Regions from separate parts of the Mus musculus genome. Here region 1 is linked to region 2. The links are chromatin loops, found by intact Hi-C in ENCODE. Cell type or tissue: heart. All regions are shown on one strand. Each heading gives the region's core, and the rest is flanking DNA. Links, peaks and the distances in the headings are about the cores only.

Region 1 (5,387 bases), core at 312-5,311, 1.4 Mb before region 2:
TCTGTTTCTTCTGGTGGTGATTTGGGTTCTGTCACAGCTACCAGACTCATTGTTCACGCGTTGTCTGTCCTGATACTCCAATCTTTTTTCTTGGCCTTCTGGTAGCTCTGAGCTCAGTTTTCTCCTGCAATCATGGATACTCTTCAAATTTTTCAAAAGCTTCTCTTCTCACATTTTCATCTTAAATATGGAGCTCCAAGGTCTCTTTCTTAAAGATTTTCTTCCCCAGACTTCAGGCACTCCACTGGAAGACCAACAGAGTTAATAACCTGGATCCTTGGGTGCTCTCAGAGACTGAACCACCAACTAAAGAGCATATACTAACCGAAGAACACACATGGGCTGGACCTAGGCCTCCCTGCTCAGATCTATGGGTCCTGAACAACTGGAGTAGAGGCTATCCCAAAAGCTGTTGCCTGTCTGTGGGATATGTTCTAGCTGGGCTGGGCTGCCTTGCCTGGCCTCAGTGAAAGAGAATGCCCCTAGCCCCACAGAGATTTGATGTGCCAGAGTGAGTGAATACCAGAGGGGGTTCCACACTCTCAGAGAACAAGGAGAGGGGGAGGAGTGACAAGGGGTGAAGGGGCAGTGAGCAAGATGTAAAGTGAATAAATAAAAATAACATGAAAAAGCAACTTAAAATTTTTTCTTCCTCTCAGCCGTTGCTCCCTCCAGGGAAGACATTTGCTGCTATAAGAAATAGGTACCCAGAGGATGATGTCTCAAAATCATCGATGACTGGAAATAAATGTTCCTAGTCTATTGTATTTAAAAACTAAAATTTGAACTCAGAATTCCATCCTGATATCAAACAGTTGTCAGAAGCTGGGCTTGATGGTATAGGCCTCCAATTTAAGCTATGCAATAGATTTGGGTAAGAGGATTGAAAGTTCAAGGTTCCTCTGGGGGTACAGAGTGAGTGCAAGGATAGTCTGGGAAATATAATGAGACTCACAGTAAAATGTAAAATGTGGGCTGACCACATAGAGCAGAGTCTAAGGCTTGCTCAGTGAGCATGAGGCTCTAGATGCAATACCCAGGGTCACAAAAACAAACGCCCAGCTATCAGAGACACCACATTGGGGAATGTTTTGGTATTTGAGGACAGTACAGGATTGTTAAAACTCCTTATAGACTACAAAGGGGAGTGCTTCAGAATACTATAGAATACTGCACAGGGGGAAGGACTTGATAATATGCTTTTAAAAGTGGTACCCACCATGAGAATTTTTGTAGTCTTTGTATTTTCTTTTCCTCCTTCTGGAACTTGCTCCTAAATACAAAGAAAAGTCACTTTCCATTTGAGTGCTGAATTTTACCTTCAACTTGAATAGGGGTGAACTGTGCACCTGCTGAAGTCAGGGGCAGCCTGCATATTGTTTGACTCGTCCACAAAAAAAAAAAAAAAAAAAAAAAAAAAAAAAAAAAAATTGGTCCCTGAGCAAGCAAGGATAAGGTGGTAAAGAAGATAGTAAGTTCATTAAACAAACAAACAAACAAACAAACAAACAAACAAATAGGACATACTCTTTAAAAATGAGCCCAAAGGGTAAGAGAGATTGTCCAGTGTTTACAAATGAGACCCTGCAGAAGACCAGGGTGTAGTCCTGAGCACCCATGTTAGGTGGTTTACAAATGCCTGTGACTTCAGCTCCAGGGGATCTTACACCTCTGACTTTTGGAGGCACTCTTAATGCACACAGTACTACCCCAATTTAAATAAAGAAAATAAATCTTTAAGAAGCGAATCACCAGAAAAGAAATAAAATGACAACTGAGGTATTTTGCATAAATTCTGCCACTAACAGAAAAGGATTCAGCAAAATAGCAAAGACAAAGTTGACCTTTGAACCTAAAGCCTTTCAAACCAACAATTTATTACACATTGGAGAAGACTGTAGGAACAAACAAAAACACGTGTCAAAAATGGAACAGAAGAAAGCATTTTTAAAACAATTTTTTTATAAATAGAAAAATTACTGCAGTTATAAATAAATACTATTTAATGATTTATCATTATTAAATGACAAATTTTCAGTAAGGGCATATACAGAAGGCTAGAGTTTACATATTTAGGTTGCTATGAATCTCTTGGTCGGCATGGCAGGATGCACTTTGGATATTCAGGACTAAAAATAGAATTCAAAATAAACAGTTAGAATAAAGCACAGGTGAATATCGACTGGATTTCCTGATAGGAAAAACTCGACATCCAAGAAGTTTACTAGAATGGTCTGAATGGAAACGGTGTTTTGTTTGAAATCCTCTAAGCAAAATGAAATGATAAGAAACTTGCAGGGGTGGTGTCACTACAATGGGGAGCAGAAGATTCCTTACTAATTGTAAAATAAGCTCCTATTAAATTGTATATAATCCAGTGTATTTGAAACATGAAAGTCTGAAATATAGCAGTGACCTAAAAGTAACTCACACAAATGAGTGATGAAATGTTTAATCTTAATGAGCACCTTAAAAACCCAAATGTAAAGAAAGCGTACACCTGATTTATCTTGATAGGAGAGTTAGAACTAGGCTAAGACCCAGGATGAAACGCAGTGAAGGGGCCAGACTCTTACACTATTAGGACTTGGAAGAGGGTAACTTGGTAACACGGATGGGGATATTGAATGTGTCCACATTTCTGACCCAATAACTCATCAGGAATTTACCTTAAGCAATAATAAGACATGAACTCAGAACATAAAAAAATGTGCCTACAAAATTTTGGAACTAGATTTGCAGTTAGTTTACTGGCTTAAAAATAAAGGAATTTATTTGATTAATTATCCTTCAGACATTACTTTTATTTTTTTCAGGCATTACTTTTTCAAGAAATGTGGCCATTGAAAATGGTCAACATATAATGAATGACAGATGACAATATCAGTTTATCCAATTACATCTCCTTCCCAATTTTCTTTTGCCCATACATCAAAATAGTGACTATTCTGGGAAGGAAGAGTCCATGGACTCACATTCTTACACTTACATGCATTTTCATGTTCTATGTTACTTTTAAATTCACGATGTGTCATTTGAAAAGCAAAGATTGGGAGTGGATGTCTCAGCTCTGCGCTGACGTTTCCTTCTATGTGAGTGCACCAGAAGAGGGTGCTGCTGTGCCTTTCCAAGGGAGCAACAGCTCAACCGCCTGGTAAGTCTGGAAGATTCTCCCAAGTCCCTAAGATTTACTTCCCTTGGTGGTCACCTTGGTTTTTTTGTTGTTTTGTTTTGTTTTTTTGCTTTTTGTTTGTCTGTTTGTCTTGTTTTTTTGTTTTTTGTCTGTTTTTGTTTTGTTTTGTTTTCTGCTTCAGAAATTTTCATGCGTTTCCAGTGACCCCATGGGCACTTCCTTTAGTCACAGCATTAACAAACATAATTTGTTTTTTGAGAGGCTTTGCTCTGATTCCAGCTGAGCATCTTCTGGAATTCATGAATACCCCTTCATCAGAAAAGGAGTGAAGTGAAGCATGATCTTAGCCATAGAAAGGTTGAAAACTGCCACATGCACAGGTAAGGAATTTGAATTAGCCCCCCAGTTACCTGGCTGTACCTGCACCTTCATGTGCTGGCATTCTTTGCATAAGGAAGCTTGCGGTGTGAACATCTTATGGTTGCTCTGTGTAATTGATCTATCATGTAACCTTTTCAGGATGGTCCTTCCTGTCATTCTGGAAGCCGAACCCATCTCCTTGTAGACTGCTCATGATTCGATACTCAGCCAGAAAAGACCCAAGTAGTAACATATTTCATTTAATTATTATGTTCTGCAATTGTCAAGTCAATTTTTATCAGTATCTAACTATCCCAGGATTCTGGTCCTCTCTTTTCTTCAACCATTACATCTCTCATATGTGCCTAACTAAACTTTATTTTGACTCAGTATTACAGATTACAGAATTAATATCCTCAGGTTAGAAAAAAGAATAAGGGAATGAGTGAGTGCCTCTATAAATAACACCTGTTAGATGCCTGTTTGTGAGCTTAAAAACAACTCAGATTATGGGAAAACATTTTTCCCCATCATCATGGGGACAGTCAGACAGTTTATGTATAGTCAAGAGAAAACACAAGTTGGATGTGGTAGTACATTCCTCTAATCCAAGAACTTGGATGTGGAAGCAGCAGCATTGCAAGGTTGCAAGGTCAAGCTCAGCATGTGCTGTGAGAACTTATCAAAAGAAGAAGAAGAAGAAGAAGAAGAAGAAGAAGAAGGAGGAGGAGGAGGAGGAGGAGGAGGAGGAGGAGGAGATAAAATGGGAGAGTATATGATGCAGTGACCTTGGATATTTCTGAGCTGTCTTCCTTCTTCCCTTTAATCACCTGATGTCAGTTTCCAGAATTTCTCTATTGGATAAGTAGGAGTTTATGAGGAACTGGACCACACAGATGTGAGCTGGCTTATGACATTTGAGCTACTGTGTAAGCTGAGCATGCAGCTAGGTTTCCCTTTTCCTAATCTACCCCAGTACCTAGCTCCAGAATGTTTGCATGTCTTCCCAGTGTTTAATGTAGAAAGACAGAGAACACTCATTTTAAACAATGAAGCTTTTTAAGAAAGAGAAAAAATACCACCCATGGCCACATTGCCTACACAGCAGTCATGTTCTATGTGCTGGGTTTGTAGTGATACCTTCATACTGCATGATTGTTATCTGTGGAAGATGTGCACTGTGACCAGCACTCTCTAGGCAGGGGAACTGCACTACTGATAACAGGGATGTTTTCAGAAGTCCTCAAGTCTGAAAATACTGAGTTTAACCCCACACAGTCTCACTTCAACAACCCATGTAACAACCCATGTTTTCCACTCTCCCAGTGGAATCTTCACATTTTGGAGCTCAGATGTGCAGAATGCAATACCTAGGTAGGTCACCTTGAAGACATGCCAGAACTGTCTTCTGCAGTAGGATGCTGCCACTGGGGTCTGAGTGAAGCAGAAGTCTGTCCTCTTCAGAAACTGCCTCCCCCTCTAGCCCAGGAAGAGGCTGTTCTGGGGATATTCTTTTCTGGAATAAGGTCCCTTACTGAGACTTGGCTCTTGCATACCTTCATCTGAAAACCTAACTCTTCCCTGGGAGCGTGAATCGAAGGTTAGGGATGACTGCTCGGGGTGGGGGTGGGGGCTGGGGGGTGGGGGAAAGTGTGAAATGGTAATCACTTTCATATGACACTTGAGAAATATTATAATAAAGCTGAGTAAACTGGAGCATGAGTTAGCCAGTCCTTTGCCTAATGATGTCACTCACTTTGTGCTTCCTCCAGCCTATGATTAATAAAAGGGGGTTATTACAGTAACTCACTCCTAGTGGGCAGCAGTGACGTCAGCAGCAGCTGAGCAAACTGACTACATTTAGTTGTGCGTGTGTATGTGGGCATTTTTTTTT
Region 2 (5,387 bases), core at 158-5,157:
GTTGGGCATATCTCAACATATTAAACACAATAAAAAGGGGCAATTAGGAATCTATTGTGCAAAAATTCAAGCAGGATATTCCGATTTGCATTTTACTTTTCTCCTTAAAGCCAACCTTAAAAATAGTTATTTGGATGGAACACAGAGCCCCTAATGAAGGAGCTAGAGAAAGTACCCAAGGAGCTAAAGGGGTCTGCAACCCTATAGGAGGAACAACAATATGAACTAACCAGTACCCCCAGAGCTGTGTTGCATATGTAGCAGAGGATGGCCTAGATGGCCATCAATAGGAGGAGAGGCCCTTGGTATTGCGAAGATTATATGCCCAAATACAGGGTAATGCCAGGACCAGGAAGCAGGAGTGGGTGGGTTGGGGAGCGGACAGGGGGAGGGTAAAGGGGGCCTTGGGGATAGCATTTGAAATGTAAATGAAGAAAATATCTAATAAAAAATGCCTTTAAAAAGTGATTTGGATCATAGGCTAGCCTTGATATACTACTAACAGTCCTATAGGCTAGCCTGTGGTATAAGGTGCTGTTATATTGAGCTGGATCACCATTTTAAACACAGAAGTGAATTTTCACTTAGGATTTCAATGTAGGTTGTAAGGAGAAATTCTCTCCCTGCTTTTGTTCTAGGATTGATTTTCTTCCTACCACTCTTCAATTTGGCTATTCTGATCCTGCTAACACCCTTTCATCCTCAGGGATACATTTCCCAGGCTGAGGAAAAAGTAGACTTATGCATATTCTGGAGCTCTTTGGTAAAGGTATATTATTAGAACAGGGGCTTCTGTCACAGTTGTTGAGCTGTTGTAACAGCTGAAAAATGCAAGTAACTATAGGTCTGTGGCTGGGGTAGGTACAGAAATGACTTTAAAAGGTACCGTTAAGTACCTTGGTACATAGTATTTATACTAAACACACAGTAGACACCAGACACTATGCTACAGACATTCAACACACTGATGTGCCAATTCATCACCACAACCCTGAGGCAGACAGTATTTTCAACTATTAAATAAATGAAGATCTTCTGCAGAATGAATCAGTGCTTCAAAGGACTTAATTCCCAAGCCCCTGCTACAAGCCAAACAGCACGTCCTCATATGATGCTATCCTTGGCGGCTGTGTGCCTCAGGAGTAACAATCAAAAGGAAATGATGGGCAATATTCAACTGGAAAGAGGATGGTCAACTAAAACCATATCTTCACAGGAGTAAAAGTTCTCATGGTGGCTACAATTGGAAACAACCATTTTAGGGATGTTTTCTGCAACTTAAGTACTGCTTTGAAAACATAAAAAATTATTTTAGGAAAAATATTGTAAAATTAATTCCTTTCCCATTGATCAAGTCCTAATAAACAACCTAGGAAGGAATCTTAAAGTTTGAAGGAAACATCCCAACTGCCTTCCCAACAAACGACGATCGCATTTAAGCTAAAGCTATATTGCTTTCCGGTGGATAGGCATTTTTCTTTGCTGAAATTAATTAGAGTAAACATTTTCATTCATTTAGCGATGCATGTTACAAATCAGGCGCCCCTCCCTCCATAAAAGGAAATACACAGGCTCAGGAAACACAGTCAGATATACACACACCTGTTACTTTATTCCTTTTTCCGCTACATTTGTTGCAACAGATGAAAACCCACATCAGACTAAGGAAGAACTGCGCAAGTAGTTGTTTTATTTCAAGAAACTAGCTTTCTCAGGCTGGGCTTTTCTAAAGCATGGTCTTTAATCTGTCCAACTGTCTTTTCTAACATGCAGACCTAACCAGCTGTTAACAGGTCCTTTCATAAGCACCTGATACATCTCTCAAAATATAAAATCTCCCTCAGGATGTTACTGTACCTGCAAATGTGCTTACATTCATTCCATGGTTGAAACTAACTCCCTACAAGATTATAGTTAAACTTTTTTTCCTGGGAAGACATAGTCTTCTTTATAAAACTACCCTAGAGACATTCCAAGATCGCAGAAAGGCTGGCACTTCCTCCAGCAAGCACATCCCAGGTTGATGCTATTTCCACAGTCCAGCCTTCATTCCTTTCTAGTCTCAACAATTTCCACAGAGATCAAGCCTGTATGTTAGTGTGTGCAGCCCAGAGTAGTACTCTCTCAGCTCAAAGAATTAGCAGCATACCCCATGCTAAGGTTATATAATGACAGACCAACTCCTGCAAAAAGTGGGGTGGGGGAAGACAGTGAACAGCAGTGGTAATTCAACAAAATGAAAATCGTTTCCAGGAATCCCTATGAATACTTTGAACCAAAGAAGAAAGGTAATTTTACCTTAAATAATCAGTGTGTATATCAGTAGCCCTGAGGGGGAGGGGGGTGGAAATCATCTAATAATAAGATCTTGGTCGGAAATTCTTGCAAGGCCCAACTGAAATTTACAATCCCGTTACCAGGTTACAAGAGTGACATCTAGTGGACTCTTCCTGAAATGACTAAGGGGGGATTCAAATTAGAGCAAGGATTCCCAAAGCCTAATGTGAGAGTGAATCTCTGCTGGAAGAGTGAACCAGAGCCTGTCACATCTAACAAACACGCAGATGATACCCCTGCTGCCATTCCTAGACCTCTCATTGGAGCCATGTCCCAAGAGAGCTCACATCTGTTCCTACCCTCAGAAGACAAGTGGGTCAAAGGGACCCTTGACTCTGTCAGTGTTCCGACTTCATAGCCCCGCTCAGCAGCATAAATGCTGTTCCCTGTCTGCTCAGGTCTCCAATACATATTCACTTCAGCACTGAATACAATATATATTCCCTTTCATTGCAAACACCCCTTGTAGACTTTTGGTTTGCAATACTGGGGATGGAACTAGAGTCCATGAACGTAGAAAGAAACATTCTGCCACTGAACTATATATACAGCTAGACCCTAACTGAATTTTAGTATTAATTTTTACTTGTTTCAGAGCTCAATTTTTCTCCCACTACTCAAGTTAATTCGTTTTTGAATAGGGATCCACCATGGTAAGGTAACAAACCTATTCAGAATTTTAATACATTTTTCTGGGTTTATTTCTAAGAACTTCTAAGAAGCATAACTACAGAAACTCCAACTGCTGCCCAAATCCAGAACTGTGTGACTTATTCTAAAGAACCTTGACCTCTACACAGAATTATCAGTCTAGTATTTTTTTTGTTATTTTGAAGTTAGCAAAATGATGTTGTCATTTATTCACTTTACATCCCTATTGCAGGCCCCTGTGCTACCCTCACAAATTCCTCCTCCTATTGCTCCATCACATTCTACTCAGAGAAGGGGAAGCCCCCTTAGGTACTACCCTGACCCAGGACATCAGTCCCAGCAGGACTAATATCCTCTCCAACTGAAGCCTGTGCAGGCAATTCAGCTAGAGGAAAGAGATCCACTGGAGGGCAACAGAATTAAAGACTGCCCCTGTTCCAGTTGTTAGGGCACCCACACATCTGCTAGAAATTGTGAGAGTCCTAAGTGGAGCCACTGCATGATCTTTAGTTGGTGGTTCAGTCTCTGTGAGCTATCATGGGCCCAGGTTAATTAACTGTGTAGACCTTTTTGTGGTAATAGCCAGAAACTGGAACCAACTTAGATGTCCTTCAACTGAAGAATGGATAAAGAAAATGTGGTACATATACACAATGGAATACTATTAAAAACAACAACATCATGAAATTTGAAGGCAAATAGATGGAAGTAGAAAATATCATTCTCAGTGAGGTAACCCAAACCCAGAAATGCACACATGGTATGTATTCACTTATAAATGGACATTAGCCATAAAGTACAGGATAACCATGATACAATCTACAGACCCAAAATAAACTAAGTAATAAGGAGTGCCCAAGGTAGGAAGCTTGAATCTCACTCAGAAAGGGAAATAAAATAGATATCAGAGGCAGATGGAGAGAGGGACCTGGGTAGAAGAAGGAGTGAGACAGGGAATGGGAATGGGGATCAGCTGTGCGGAGGGGTGTGGGAGAAGGCTGAGAGAGAGAACAGAAATCTGTGTGGGGCATCTCTGGGACTAGTGGGAGATGTGGAATGGAGGAGGCTTCCAGAAGTCTATGGGGTTGACCCTATCTGAGACTCCTAGAAGCTGGGGCAATGGAGAGTGAAGTGGCCACCTCCTGTAGCCAAGCCCAAAATTTGTCCTGCCTACAAGATGCACAGGGATAAAAATGAAGCAGAGATTGAGGGAATGGCCAACTAATGACTGGTCCAACTTGAGACACATTCCATAGGAGAGAGCCAACTTCTGACACTTTTAATGATACTCTACTAAGCTTGCATGCAGGAGCCTAGCATAATTGTTTCCTAGGAGGCTTCATCCAGTGGCAGAGAAAAACAGATGCAGAGACCCACAGCCAAAGATCAGGCAGAGCTCAGAGACTCTTGTGAAAGAGCCCGAGGGGTCACAGACACCACAGCCTAGTCTCTTAACAGTAAATTAATCTCTCCTCCCCAGAGGAGCCCTGCAGGCCATACATGACTCCTCTTACCAAAGTCTCCCTCTGCTCTAGAGTAGACTTAGTTTCTAGTTCTACCAGCCTATGGCCTACAACCAATTTCCAACAAAGAAGGAGACCATTCTGTAATCTCTAAAACATACAAACATGCATGAAAACCACTTTCCAGTCCTGTCTTATTACAAAATTATTAACCTGGAACAAATACGTTTTACAAGCAGTAGAACCTCTATTTCAATCTAACAAATGCAGAAAAAGGAGAACTTCTTCCTTTGATATGAAGTTGGAATTTTTGGAAATGTGTCTACTTGTTTTCTTTCAAGCTTATCCTCTCATGTCCCAAATAGATCTTCTGTCTCCGACTCCTGCCCCAGCCTACAACCTTATGGAAATACCATTTGAAAACCAGAAGCCATGAGTCTCACAATAGCTGAAACCACCCAATCTCATGCATTGCTAAAAGATTGCATTTTCATTAAAATGATGGGGGGAGAGAGAGAACTGTTTCCCTACGAACTGACCTAATTACTATTCTAATACAATTATAACATATGCAATCAAAAGATTTATTCTGAAGATGTAAAATCTGACTTCCTGAAGGAAATTTGCTTTTAAGTCATAATTAAGGATCCCTGTAATGAATAAACAACTGAAATGTTTACGCCTCTTCAACTGCTCTTGGCAGCCTTGAGGGGGGAATTATGAAGAGAAAAATGCCACATAGTTCTTTCTCAAAGGTGACATTAAAACAGAAAATCATCTGCCAGGTCCTGTCATAGACCCAGGTCCTCCTGCCCAAGTTAAAGGCCTAGTTATAACATAATTGTGACTGTGACCAAGTTACCTAAACTCTCATTTCCTCTGTTTCTTTGGTGGAAAGTGAGAAATATACTGTAATATAAGTATTAATATAAATAT

What was found. Hi-C counts contacts between places; a loop is a spot of excess contacts. Peaks named below come from ENCODE experiments on the same cell type or tissue, not always from the same donor. Only the 100,000 strongest peaks of a DNase experiment are listed, where the experiment ranks them.
Region 1: it touches region 2 in a loop (7-fold over the local background); 17 of 42 quality-filtered maps call a loop at or near these places.

The regions. Positions count from the first base shown.
Region 1 is chr13:16,002,608-16,007,994 of GRCm38, forward strand. It overlaps the pseudogene B230303A05Rik and a transcript of Inhba not described here. Among named protein-coding and RNA genes, the nearest start is that of Inhba, 6.6 kb to the right of the region's middle. In heart, for the core only: a CTCF peak has its summit at 3,109 (motif pointing right); no DNase peak of the experiment used is centred there.
Region 2 is chr13:17,430,214-17,435,600 of GRCm38, forward strand. The region is part of intron 9 of Sugct (succinyl-CoA glutarate-CoA transferase); the gene reads right to left. Among named protein-coding and RNA genes, the nearest start is that of Gm24873, 7.9 kb to the right of the region's middle. In heart, for the core only: a CTCF peak has its summit at 2,449 (motif pointing left); no DNase peak of the experiment used is centred there.